Regions from separate parts of the Homo sapiens genome. Here region 1 is linked to region 2. Evidence: chromatin contacts called from ENCODE Hi-C or POLR2A ChIA-PET data. All regions are on one chromosome and are shown on one strand. Each heading gives the region's core, a stretch centred on a gene start or an enhancer-like site at or near the end of the contact. The rest is flanking DNA. Distances are from core to core; before and after follow the strand shown. Region 1 holds the start of KHSRP (KH-type splicing regulatory protein). Region 2 has its middle 29 kb from the start of TNFSF14.

What was found. Hi-C counts contacts between places; a loop is a spot of excess contacts on that map. ChIA-PET counts read pairs that join two places held with the same protein, here RNA polymerase II (POLR2A). Pooled maps may share reads with other maps.
Region 1: a loop to region 2 is called in a pooled map, with 3 times the contacts of the local background. The contact joins the promoter of KHSRP here to the enhancer-like site in region 2. A Hi-C loop is called at or near these places in 1 of 37 single-sample maps with no recorded cell type and 7 of 50 pooled maps. POLR2A ChIA-PET finds 5 or more read pairs at or near these places in 2 of 52 experiments (activated CD4-positive, alpha-beta T cell and activated naive CD4-positive, alpha-beta T cell).

The regions. Positions count from the first base shown.
Region 1 is chr19:6,420,259-6,426,840 of GRCh38, forward strand. It overlaps KHSRP (KH-type splicing regulatory protein), which reads right to left and starts at 4,553. Exons shown (of 19, transcript NM_001366299.1): 1 at 4,195-4,553; 2 at 2,082-2,178; 3 at 1,392-1,430; 4 at 1,020-1,059; 5 at 164-213. The coding sequence starts at 4,443. It overlaps SLC25A41 (solute carrier family 25 member 41), which reads right to left. Exons shown (of 7, transcript NM_173637.4): 7 at 5,779-6,303. The coding sequence ends at 6,131. RefSeq lists an enhancer at 4,861-4,980.
Region 2 is chr19:6,638,162-6,644,330 of GRCh38, forward strand. No RefSeq gene overlaps it. Among named protein-coding and RNA genes, the nearest start is that of TNFSF14, 29 kb to the right of the region's middle. RefSeq lists an enhancer at 1,512-1,561. Within about 2 kb of position 3,775, at least 4 of the 41 ENCODE cell types and tissues checked have a DNase peak (open chromatin) inside an H3K27ac peak, as active enhancers do.

The DNA.
Region 1 (6,582 bases), core at 3,303-5,802, 220 kb before region 2:
TCTAGAGAGCTCCTGTCCTCTGCCCAGAGGGGACGAAGGAGGGACAAATGAGAACAGCACATAGGAGCCCTCTCAGACCAGGGCTTCTGGGCTGGCAGGAGCTCACAGGACACTTCCTCCTGGGGAAGAGTGGGCCTCCCCACCCAAGGTGACCCACACTCACTCAGGCCCACCATGCCGTCTGGGACCCTGTACTCTTCTGTCATTGAAGTCCTGTAAAGAGACACGCCAAAGGTCAGTCCTCAAGTGGGAAGGGAGGAGGACAGCAGCTCTGGAAGGTCTACTTGAAGCCAAGGCCACCATAGGTCTAAGCAGAGTCTGACCACACAGGCCACAAAACTGCCAAGGCCTCAGTTTCCCCATCTGTGCCCCGAGAGGCTTGCTCTGGGCATTGTGGGCCTTGGCCTGGTGCCGTCCCATTGATTCAGGGCGAGAGGGAGCACTGAGTAGCAAGCTGACAGTCACTCTATGTCTCTCAGTTCTAAAAAGCTGGCTGTATGTCCTTTTCATCTTATTTTCCTAGTATTTTATGAAACTACTGGCCCATTAAAAACAAACAAACAAAAAATGACCCCTGACAACTGCCCTGTGTCAGGTTCACCTCAGTCCATCTGGTGGGGCAAAGAGGTGGCAAAGAGCCCTGAGCTCCACAGCACTGAGTGGGATGGGCACTTGCAGATGTGTGAGGGAGGGAAGCAAGGCCCTCCTAGCCTCTTCCAGGAAGACGACATTTGTGCTGCTCAGAGTCCCCACCCCAGCGGAGGAAGCCATAGGGTGCGGAGACCACCCTATCACTACAGTGACTGCCACGACGCTCCCCTCCCACAGCCCTTCAGACAAGGGGTACGAGGAACGGACACAGCTCCTCTGCCTCATTCCCGTCTGAGCACTCTGGTCAACTGGCACTGGGGGATAAAACCTGAGAGATGTGCCCCCAGTCAGAGCCCTCCCAAGTCAGCAGAAAGGCCAGTCTGCTGGCCAACAGACAAGAAAGCAGTGTGGGCCCCACCATGGCTTACCTTGGGGGAGGATGGATGGGTCCAAGTTGAGAACTGATTGCTGTAGAGAGAAAACCCAAAGCAAAGACTGGCTTAGCTCCTCCTCGGGCACTTGGCACTGCCTGCCCCGGGTCAGTGGGAGCTGAGCCCGGCACCACGGTCCCCAGCCTGCTCCAGTGCCTCATGGATGCTGTGGATTCCTCCCCATAAAAGCACAGAGCTCATCTCCCTCAATTTCAGGGTTCCTGGGATCCCTCAAACGTATGGGCCCCAGAATGAAGCACCAGGGGCCTCTGTAAAGAGCTGCCACCTCCTCAGTGCTTCCAGCTCCTGACTCCTGAAAACCTCAACCCTCTGAAGCCACATATCTGCCACCAGACCCCCTGGACTTACAGTCTCCCTGGGAAGCCAGCTTCTTGCTCTCCGGTTGATCTGGGAAAGAGAGAGGATGGCAGATGCAGCACCCACCCACCCACGGCCGCCTCGAACCTGATGCTGGTGCCACATGTCCAAGGTAAACAGTGCCCCTCGGCCCCCACCCTTAACAGGAGCTGAGACAGGAGCCCAGGAGAGACTGGCCCCTGAGGGAGGCCAGACCCCGCCAATTCCGCCACCAACGCTCAGAGTAAAAAAGCCTTCAGAACACGCAACCACCACCAGGCACCTGAGTCCTCCCGGTTTAGGACAGGACCTGCCTCTAGCAGGGAGGGTGTCGTGGATAACAGTGGAGTTGGTCAGGGTTGATCATCCGCTACTTGGGGTCACACTACGCACCCCAGAGCTGGGCCAACTTCACATCAAGCCTCAGTAACTGCTCCAGGTTGCCTCAGCCTCCCAGAAAGGGAGGAATCATCTTGGGAACTTACAACTTCGACCCAGTCACAATCAATCTGCCCTCCTCTCTGCCACCTGATACCTCAGGATGGCAGACGGAACAAGAAGAATTAACAAGGCCGGGATTGCTGAGGTTTTAAAAGACCAAACAACAGTGACACCCACCCCCTCTGAACCACACTCAAACAAAAGCACCTCTTTAGGCCCCCAGCCCTTCCTCCTAAGCTAAAGGCAGCAGCAGGGAGTTACCTCCATCTTCCAACTGTCTCTTTTGGCCCCCAAAACCAAAATCAGGAGTGCTGTTATTCACTGTCGTGGCAGCATCGCCTCCAATTTTGGCTGCAATCTAGAATAAAGTAGTAAGCACAGAAGAATTACCACCAAAAACAACCCTCCATGGCACCCAGGTCAACTTCTCAGAACATCTCCTGGACACGAAAGCCCATCAGGTCTTGGTGTCTGGCCCTCCAACTTAGGGAAGAGTCAGTTGGTTAAGACATCCTAGGAGTTTTGAACCTAGGCCTCAAGGTTCTCACCAGTTAACTGGGAATATCAAAATTCCCCTCTTCCCTTCTCCTGGGATTTGTGTCTTAATTGTGGCCAGCCCATAATCCACACTGACTTCGTTCTAGGGGTGACAAGGAACAGAGGCTCAGGTGTCAGGGAGGGTTCCCAGGTCATCTCCAAGAGCTTTCAGACACTTCCTCCTGCCAGTGGCCCCAGCTCAGAAAACCAGAAAGTGTGTTTTTTTTTAGCCCCGTTTTCCTGGGATGCTGAAGAGTTCAATTTTCCCCTATCTCCCCCACTCTCAAAATCCTTTTATCAATTTATTGAATAAATTTGAGCAAAGCGATCACTTCAAGGGATATGAAATCCTCATTTGACCAAAACAGAAGACTCTCTGGATGGCTGGGCACTGTGACTTATGCCTGTAATCCCAGCATTTTGGGAGGCCGAGGCGGGCAGATCACTTGAACTCAGGAGTTCGAGACAGACTGGCTGACATGGTCAAACTCCATCTCTACTAAAAATACAAAAATTAGCTGGGTGTGGTGGTGCACACTTATAATCCCAGCTACTCGGGAGGCTGAGGCAGGAGGAGCACTTCAACTGGAGAGGTGGAGGCTGTGGTGTGCTGAGATCGTGCCACTGCACCCCTGCCTGGGTGATATTGAGACTGTTTCCAAAAAACAAACAAACAAACAAAAAACCAAGACTCTATGGGACACAAGTTACATCTCAGACACGTGAAGAGCAACTTTAAAGAAACCTCAACCCAGCAAACTTAGGATCAGAGTCTGGGGTTTAGAAACCCAAACCATGTTAAGAATCTCCCTTTCCACCAGTCTCCATTTTTCTACGCTGCCCTAGAGCCAAAACTCATGGGATGCCCACAGGGGGCCTGTCCCCACCAACTGACAGCACCAGCTTCCTCCCTTCAAGCTGTCCCAGAATCAGACGGTTCCATGGGCAATAAGACCAAATGCACGCTAGAACCCACCCAACTCCAAGGGTGAGAGAGACGACAGAGGGCCAGAACACAGGCGTTCACTTAACGGGACCTCCCACCTTGGGAGGAGCCAGTCTCTAGCCCCGGAGGCATTGGGACAGCCCAGGAGCCGGTCGGCGGCAAAGTCCTCCCATTCTACCGACCCCCACCCCTCCAGGCCATGGGGAGGCTGCAAATGGAGCTGGAGAGGTCAGTCCTAGCAGCATGTGACACTTCCTTGTCATTACGCCTCAATACACGGGGGTGGGAGACCCTCCCTTCTTTCCCCCAAAGAGACAGACCACGCTTTCAAGCCACCAAAGCATCCAAGAGCCAGTCCCCATGCTCGTCTTCCCCATTTCGCCCAAGTGCTCAGCCCTAGACAGGTCCCCATCCACTTTCCCGACTGAAGAGGAAGGACTGTCCCTCCCACCCCCACAATGTCCCTTTCTCCTAGAGAGGGGACAGAAATGGGACTGGGTTGGGGGCAAACACTGCCCTTTGCCCTGATATGGAGGGGAGAGTAAAGGCCCTCCGCCCGGGAAGGTGGACCCCTGCCTCCAGGCATGTCCTAAGGCCGGGGGGCTAAGGGGGGGGTCCCAAAAGTGCGTCTCCGAGCTCCGGGGCGCCTGCACACCCAGGCGCCGCTCCTGGTGACCCCCAGTGCGCCCCTACTCCCTGCAGGGGGGTCACCCGTTGGGATCCCACTCGAGGCGCAGCGGGAGGGCCAGGCCCCCGCCTACCGCCCACGTGACCCCGCGACGGCCCCGGCCCCCCTCCGCGACCCTGCGCGCGCGCGCGCACGTGACCCCCGCCCCCTCCCCCGCCTGCGCGCGCGCGCGAGCGCGCCCCTCAGGCCCTCGGCCTCCTCACCTGGCGGGCCCGCTGCACGGCGTCGGCGAAAGCGTCCTTGCGGATTCCCGGGCCGCCTCCGCCGGGTGGCTGAGAGGGGCCCCCGGCCGACCCCCCGCCCGGGCCGCCGCCGCCGGGACCGCCGCCGCCCCGGTCCCCCGCGCCTGGCGGGCCCGGCGGAGGGCCTCCCCCGGCGCCTCCGGCTCCCCCGCCCCCGCCGGCGGGCGGCGGCGGCCCGGGCGGGGGTCCTCCCGTGCTGTAGTCCGACATGGCGCGGCGGGGCCGGGCCTGGCGCGGAGGCTGAAGCTGAGGAGGCGGCGGCGGCGGCGGCGGCTCAACGCGGGAACAAGGCCTCGCTCCACACGGCCGCGGAGCACTCTGGGAACCCAGCCGCTGGGAGGACGACGAGGGGGGAGAGAGTCGCCCCTCCCGCCGCCGACGTGACGGACGACTCCGGCGGGCCAATGGGAGGCAGCCGCCGCACCCCGGACACCAATCGCGAGCTCTGTAGGAGGTGGCCAATCGGAGTGCAATGAGGGGCAGTGGGCGGGAGGCTCAGAGTGACTGACAGCTCTCAGAGGCAATAGCTGCGAGCTGCCCGTGCTGGGCGGGCAAATGAAGGAGATCTGAGAAGGCAGGAGGCCCAATGAAACGCGAGTGCCAGATTCGCGGGGCGGCTTCAGAATTAGATTGACGGTTCTGAAGAGTCACGTGGACTGTAAGGCCGGGCCTAGTGGAAGACTCCTATGGACCGGCTGGGTGGGCGTTAGGTTTGATAGTCGTGGACACAAGCCAATGAATGCACGTGAGAGGTGGTGCTTGTAAAGATGGGCAGCCAATTAATCCAATTCCTGACGAGTTCTGGGTGATGAGGTTGGCTTTGGACTTTAATTGCTTCCCTTGTTAACCAGAATCCTTTTCTATCCCTGACTTCTAAGCCAATGGCTGAGCGACATGGGTGGGTGTTCGGTGACTGACACTGGTCTGGACAAATGGGAATGAAGGAAATCAAAGCGCCCACTTTTGGTGGGAGCCAGTGGAAGCGCCGCTGCATTGGGGCGGAGTCGGCCACCAGACAGCGAGGGGATTAGCGGGAACTGTAGTGAATGGCAGCCGACGTGGGCGGTGGCAATCGGCTGCCCGAACTCAGGCCTGATGTCTGGGTTAGCTCACCGGCAGCCTGGTTGGGTAGGCCCGGCACGTGGCCCGCTTGAAGCCTTAGAGATCGAGCGCTTCCGGAGGTGGGGAGGCCGGAAAGCAGGAAACTCGGGATCCCCCGGGCCTTCTTCTCTCTCGACCCCCCATCTAGAGCGTCCAGTTCTCTTGCAGGACTCAAGGAACCAGCCCCACTCACGAGTCCAGAACCGTTCCAACAACCGGGATCGAGGGATCACAGCCTCGATCACACCCCTCACTTCACACCCCTCACTCCCTTCGCCTAAGGCCCTGGGATCCAAGCCTCAAGCTCCTATCCTAGGTCCTCACTTCCTCTCCTGGACACAAATTCCCATTCAGGACCCAGAGGCCCAAGGTCCCCAGCTCCCCTACTGGGTCCAGGGATCTCATGCACCCAGTTCCACTCCTAGGCCCAAGTATCCAGACACGTTCAGCAAAAACCATCTCTTTATTCCTTGTTGTGTGACATGTTCACCATTTCGCCCTGGAGCCAGGACGACCCACAAGGGGCCAGACTGGAGTCCACGTTTCTTGTCTCAGGCTGCACCCTGGGGAGGGAGTCCCAGGAGTTTTCTGACCCAGCACTGCCCCCCTCCACCCACCACCAACCCCAGCTTCAGGAATCTTCTGACCCAGAGCCCCACCCCCACCCCCAGCCTGCTTTTGCCACCAAAAACTGCCCCAGGGCCTGAACCTTGAGGCCTCGAGGGCTCTTTGGGGCCAGGGGTCATCAGGTCCTCCTGTCCCATTTCTGCCTAGGCTGTGTCGTCCAGCTCACAGCCTATATGCCCAGGGTTTTCTTCATGGCTTCGTACACCACATAGCTGATGCCACCTGCTGGTAAGACCTTCAGTAGCGTGGGGGTCATGCCTCGGTACAGCCCTAGCCAGCCCTGCTGGGCCAGGATCCGCTGGAGGACTCCGCGCATGGTGGGATTTGAGCCCTCCACGGTATCTGCAGGGACACAGGCAAGATCAGGACTAGGCCAGAGATGACCGGGCCTCCTAGGAGTCTGGAATGTTGCGGACAGGTGCTGAAGCCACGGGTAGGGGCCCCAGGGGTCAGTAGGAAAACAGTTTGAAGAGTCTTAGAGGAAATTGGTCAGTTTGAGGAGGAGTGGGGGAGTTTCTGAGTAGTAGTTATCAGGATTAATTTTAGGAAATTTTCTTGAGGGGTGGGAGTGGGGATAGGGTCTCTCTCTGTTGCGCAGGCTGGAGTGTGGAGGCACGATCA
Region 2 (6,169 bases), core at 2,525-5,024:
GGGGGAAATATGAGTTATGACATAGTGGGGATGCTTTTATCACTTTTTACAGGTGAGGAAACTGAGGCACAGCAAGGTTAAGTCAGCCACTTAAGGTCACCCAACCAGTAACTGACAGAGTGGAGATCTGGATCAGAAGGAAGAATGGAAAAAAAAATCTTAAATTATTTTAAAATCACTATCCTTCCATGCAGGATCTCTTTGAATCTTCCCAGTGACTTAGTGAGGAATGAGCTATTTTTTTTCTGTATTGTACAGCTGGGGAAACTGAGGCTTAGTGAGGTGAAGGGACTTGACCAGAGTGATACAGGAGCCCCTAAACTGTGGCAATTCAGTTCTCAGGGCCAAGTTTTGGTAAGAGTGTCCTGAAGTGGGGTGAGGGCAGCGTAAAGAGGAACATGGAGAAGAAAGCGTGGGAGGGCCGGGCGCGGTGGCTCTCGCCTGTAATCCCAGCACTTTGGGAGGCCGAGGCAGGCGGATCACTTGAGGAAAGGAGTTCGAGACCAGCCTGCCCAACATGACAAAACCCCATCTCTGCCAAAAATACAAAAATTAGCTAGACGTGGTGCTGGGCACCTGTAATCCCAGCTACTCGGGAGGCTGAGGCAGGAGAATCACTTGAACCTGGGAGGCGGAGATTGCAATGAGTCAAGGTTGCACCACCACACTCCAGCCTGGGCAACAGAAACCCTATCTAAAAAAAAAAAAAAAAAAAAAAAAAAAGCAAACAGCTGGGCACAGTGGCTCAAGCCTGTAATCCCAGTACTTTGGGAGGCCAAGGCAGGAGGGTCTCCTGAGGTCGGGAGTTCGAGACCAGCCTGACCAACACTGAGAAACCCTGTCTCTACTAAAAATACAAAATGAGCCCGGTGTGGTGGCACATGCCTGTAATCCTAGCTACTCGGGAGGCTGAGGCAGGAGAATCACTTGAACCTGGGAGACAGAGGTTGCAGTGAGCCAAGATTGCACCACTGTGCTCCAGCCTGGGCGACACAGAGAAACTCTTATCTTAAAAAAAATAATAAATAAACAAACAACAACAACAACAAAGAAAAGATGGGAGATGAAGGGAAGCAGGTGCAAAGGGCTGGATTTGAAATCCTGAGATGATAAAGGTCAACACCCAAAGGCTCAAAACCCTTCTCCAAACCCTCATCTGAGCTCACCCAGCACCTGTGACGGGGGCCCACCTGCATAGAAAGACACTCAATTGGATGTTCATCACTGCATTGCGTATAACACTGTGAAGCAGGCTACGTGTCCATCAGTAGGAGAGCAGATAATAAAATGGGGTCTATGCATAGGCTGATACCAGCCCATATATCCACCCAGAAGATATAGGTGAGTGGGTTAGGGCAAGGGCTCTGAAACCAGAAGGATCTACCACTTCCTAGCTGAAGAACCTTGCACTGGTGACCTCACTCCCTCGTGCCTCCGTTAGCTCATCTGTAGTTAGGGGACAATCATAGTATCAACATCGCAGGGGTTAAGATGATCTGGGTTAAGCACTGAGCATGTGGAAATGACTCAGTAGATGAGGTGTCAGCAAACTTTTCCTGTGGATAAGACCAATGGAGACCTCTAAAATCACTTTCCTTGTCACCTCTCACTGACCAAGACAGTAAATCAATGCAAGGTTGGGCCAGGCACGGTGGCTCATGCCTGTAATCCCAGCACCTTGGGAGGCCAAGGCAGGTGGATCACCTGAGGCCAGGAGCTCGAGACCAGCCTGGCCAACATGGTGAAACCCCGACTCTACTAAAAATACAAAAATTAGCCGGGCGTGGCGGCACGTGCCTGTGGACCCAGCTACTAGGGAGGCTGAGGCAGGTGGGTCACTTGAACCTGGAAGCCGGAGGTTGCAGTGAGCCAAGACTGTGCCACTGCACTCCAGCCTGGGCTGCAGAGTGAGACTCTGTCTCAAAAAAAGCAAAAGCAAAAGCACAAACACAAACAAAAACAAAAACAAATGCAAGGTTGCATCACAGTGGAATAGCAGAGATTAATGTCGCCCTTAAGGGCCTAAAGACATGGTGAGCAAGGTCTCAGATCCCTCAGGGATGAGGATCTAGGTGACCCCACCAGGTGAGCCACCTACACCAACAGAAGGGCCACCTGAAGATGAAGGGACTCTAGAAGGGACAGTGGGAGAGGGAGAGGGTGAACACTCACGGGGGCTGCTAGACTCCACTCCTGCAGTGTAAACTGTGGCTCATCCCACCAACCTTCATTTTCTGGCTGGCATAGAGACCAAGAATCCTAAGTAGCTGTCCTCAAATGCAGTGAGTCTCCTTATAAAACAAATGAATCTGGGCCGGGCGCCATGGCTCACTCCTGTAATCCCAGCACTTTGGGAGGCTCAGTTGGGCGAATCACCTGAGGCCAGGAGTTGGAGACCAGCTTGGCCAACATAGTGAAACCCCATCTCTACTAAAAATACAAAACTTAGCTGGACGTGATGGGGGGCACCTGTAACCCCAGCTACTCGGGTGGCTGAGACAGGAGAATCGCTTGAACCCAGGAGGCAGAGGTTGCAGTGAGCCGAGATCGTGACACTGCACTCCAGCCAAAAACAAACAAACAAACAAACAAACAAACACACACACACACACAAACCCCAAATGAATCTGAGTGGCTTAAGGGGCGGGCTATAGCGGATGCTGTGGTGTGCTACCCAATCCCCACCGTTCTCCTATTGCTATTGTAACAAATTACCACACACTTAATGGCTTAAAACAACACAGATTGGTTGGGTACAGTGGCTCACATTTGCAGTCCCAGCACTTTGGGAGGCCGAGGTGGGAGTGTAGTGAGAAGCCAGGAGTTTGAGACCATCCTGGGCAGCATAGTGATACCCCATGTCTACAAAAAAAAAAAAAAATTAGCCAGGCATGGTGGTGCATGCCTGTAGCCCCAGCATTTTGAGAAGCCAAGGTGGGAGGATCGCTTGAGCCAGGAGTTCAAGACCGGCCAGGGCAACATAGCGTGACTCTGACTCTACAAAAAATTAAAAAGTTAGTCGGGTGCCATGGCATGGGCCTGTATTCCCAGCAACTTGGGAGGCTGAGGCAGGAGGATCATTTGAGCCCAAGAGTTTGAGGCTGCAGTGAGCTATGATCGCACCACTGCACTCCAGCCTGGCTGACAGCTGGTCTCTTAACAAAAACAACAACACAAGTCTATTATCTTAAAGTTCTGGAGCCCAGACTCCAAAATCAGTTTCACCAGGCTTCTCCCTGTGATTTTTCAATCCAGGGTTAAATGCACTCCAGGCTGCTGGAGTGCAGTCATATGATCGTAGCTCACTGCAGCCTTGAACCCCTGGGCTCAAGCAATCCTTCTGCCTCAGACTCTCAAAGTGCTGGGATTACAGGCATGAGCCACCACGCCCTGCCCTCCCTGTGTCTTTATAAGATGGTCCCTTTTTCTGTATCCCTGTCCTAATCTCCTTTTCTTATACAGACCCTAATCTTATTGAATTGGAGCTCATCTTAAGGGCCTCATTTTAAGTTAATTACCTTTTCGAAGATTCAATCTTCAAATACAGTCAAATTCTGAGGTGGTGGGGGCGAGGACTTCAGTGTGTAAATTTCGGGGGAACATAGTGAGGCCCGTACCATGGAGGAAAGTTCCTACACCCTGCTTTTTAGGTAGAGATCTAGAAACATGGAAAGTTCCCCAGAGGAGTTTTAGAGGAACCTAAAGATAGAGAAGGCTTGGACTCTGCTCACCACAACAGAGACCAGAGAAGCGGCAGGTCTCCAAAAAAGGAAGTGACTTAATAGTGGCTTTGGGCATCTGAAGCCACAGAAAGCCTCAAAAAGTTTCCTGTGCCTCAACTCAGCTGAAAATCGGCCTCACGAGCAAGGTATAGGAGTAGTAGAGAAAGTGCTGCCTTTCTTTCTTTCTTTTTTTTTTTTGAGACAGAGTCCCACTCTGTCACCCAGGCTGGAGTGCAGTGGTGCGATCTCTGCTCACTGCAAGCTCCGCCTCTTGGGTTCAAGCGATTCTCCTGCCTCAGCCTCCCCAGTAGCTGGGACTACAGGTGTGCACAACCACGCCCAGCTAATTTTTGTATTTTTAGTAGAGGCGGGGGTTTCACCGTGTTAGCCAGGATGGTCTTGAACTCTTGATCTTGTGATCCACCCACCTCGGCCTCTCAAAGTGATGGGATTACAGGCGTGAGCCACCACGCTCAGCCAAGGCGCTGCCTTTCTAAGGAACAAGGACAAGAAAGAAGGTCTCATAGGCCAGGAGCAGACGGATGGTGGGGACCTTATGGACATGCATTTTGAGAATTAGTCTTTTCTTCACCCTTAATGCCTCCGCAATTCCAAAGCTCCCTGGAACTTTGACAGTCTTGGGAAAGCAGGATGTAGGGAGAGATGGTTTCCGAGGGACTGTTGGCAGGTTCTCAGCATTCTGGTACAAAGGGGTCTTGAAATATAAATAACGTTACGTTAATGAAAAAATAAAGTTAACTTTGCACTCCTTGTGGATTGAGATTTAATTTTTTTTTTTTTTTTTTTTTGAGACAGGGTCTCGCTTTGTCACCCAGGCTGGAGTGCAGTGGCATGATCTCGGCTCACTGCAACCTCCACTTCCCAGGCTCACTGGATCCTCCCGCCTCAGCTCCCTTAGTAGCCGGGACCACGGGCATGTGGCACCACGCCCAGCTAATTTTTGTAGAGATGGGATTTTGGCACGTTGGCCAGGCTGGTCTCGAACTCCTGATCTCAGGTGATCCACCTGCCTCGACCTCCCAAAGGCTGGGATTACAGGCGTGAGCCTCCATGCCCCGCCTGGATTGAGATTTATATAAACTGCTTTTGTGCCTTAGTTTGAGTTCCCATAAAAGCAGACCCTGGGAAAAAGATGTGGGGGCAAGAGGTTTATTAGCTAGCTATTGCTGTGTAAGAAATGAAATTATCAAGAACCTGGCAGCTTAAAACAACACATCTTTATCTTTTTTTTTTTTTTTTTTTTTTTTTTTGAGACAGAGTCTCGCTCTGTCGCCCAGGCTGGAGTGCAGTGGTGCAATCTTGGCTCACTGCAAGCTTCGCCTCCCGAGTTCACGCCATTCTCCTGCCTCAGCCTCCCGAGTACCTGGGACTACAGGCACCCGCCACCGCACCCGGCTAATTTTTTGTATTTTTAGTAGAGATGGGGTTTCACCATGTTAGTCAGGATGGTCTCGATCTCCTGACCTTGTGATCCGCCCGCCTCGGCCTCCCAAAATGCTGGGATTACAGGCATGAGCCACTGCGCCTGGCCCACATCTTTATCATTATCTCAGTGTCCTCAGTCAGAAGTCCAGGTACAGATTCACGTCTGTAATCCCAGCACTTTGGGAGGCTGAGGCAGGCGAGTCACCTGAGGTCGGGAGTTTGAGACCAGCCTGGCCAACATGGTGAAACCCTGCCTCTACTAAAAATACAAAAATTAGTTGGGCGTGGTGGCAGGTGCCTGTAATCCCAGGTACTGGGAGGCTGAGGCGGGAGAATGGCTTGAACCTGGGAGGTGGAGGTTGCAGTCAGCCAAGATCGCGCCATTGCACTCCAGCCTGGACGACAAGAGTGAAACTCCGTCTAAAAAAAAAAAAAAGTTCAGGTAGACGGACAGTTTAATTGAGCATTGTGCTGTGGGTCTCAAGACTACAGTTCATATGTCGACTGCACTACATTCTTTCCCGGAGTTTGCAGTCCTTTTCCAAGCTCAGCTGGTTGTTGGCAGAATTCGGTTCCTTGTGGTGGTAAGATTGAGGCCCTCGGCTTTTAGAGGCTTCTTGCCGTTCTGTGCCATATGACCCTTTCCATAGGCAGTTCACAGCTGGCAATGTGCTTCTTCAAGGCCATCAGGGAACCTCTCATTCCAGTCTGATAGTCCTATATAATGTAACCTAATCAAGGGAGTGATAGCCCATCACCTTTGCCATCTTTTAAATTTTTATTTTTATTTTTTTAAATTGAGACAGCATCTCGTTCTGTTGCCCAGACTAGAGTGCAGTGGTGTGATCATAGCTCACTGCAGCCTCAAACTTCTGGACTCAAGCAGTCCTTCCACCTCAGCCTCCTGAGTAGCTGGGACTACAGGCATGTGCTACCACGCCTGGCTAATTTTTAAAATTTTTTGTAGGCCGGGTGCAGTGGCTCACACCTATTATCCTAGC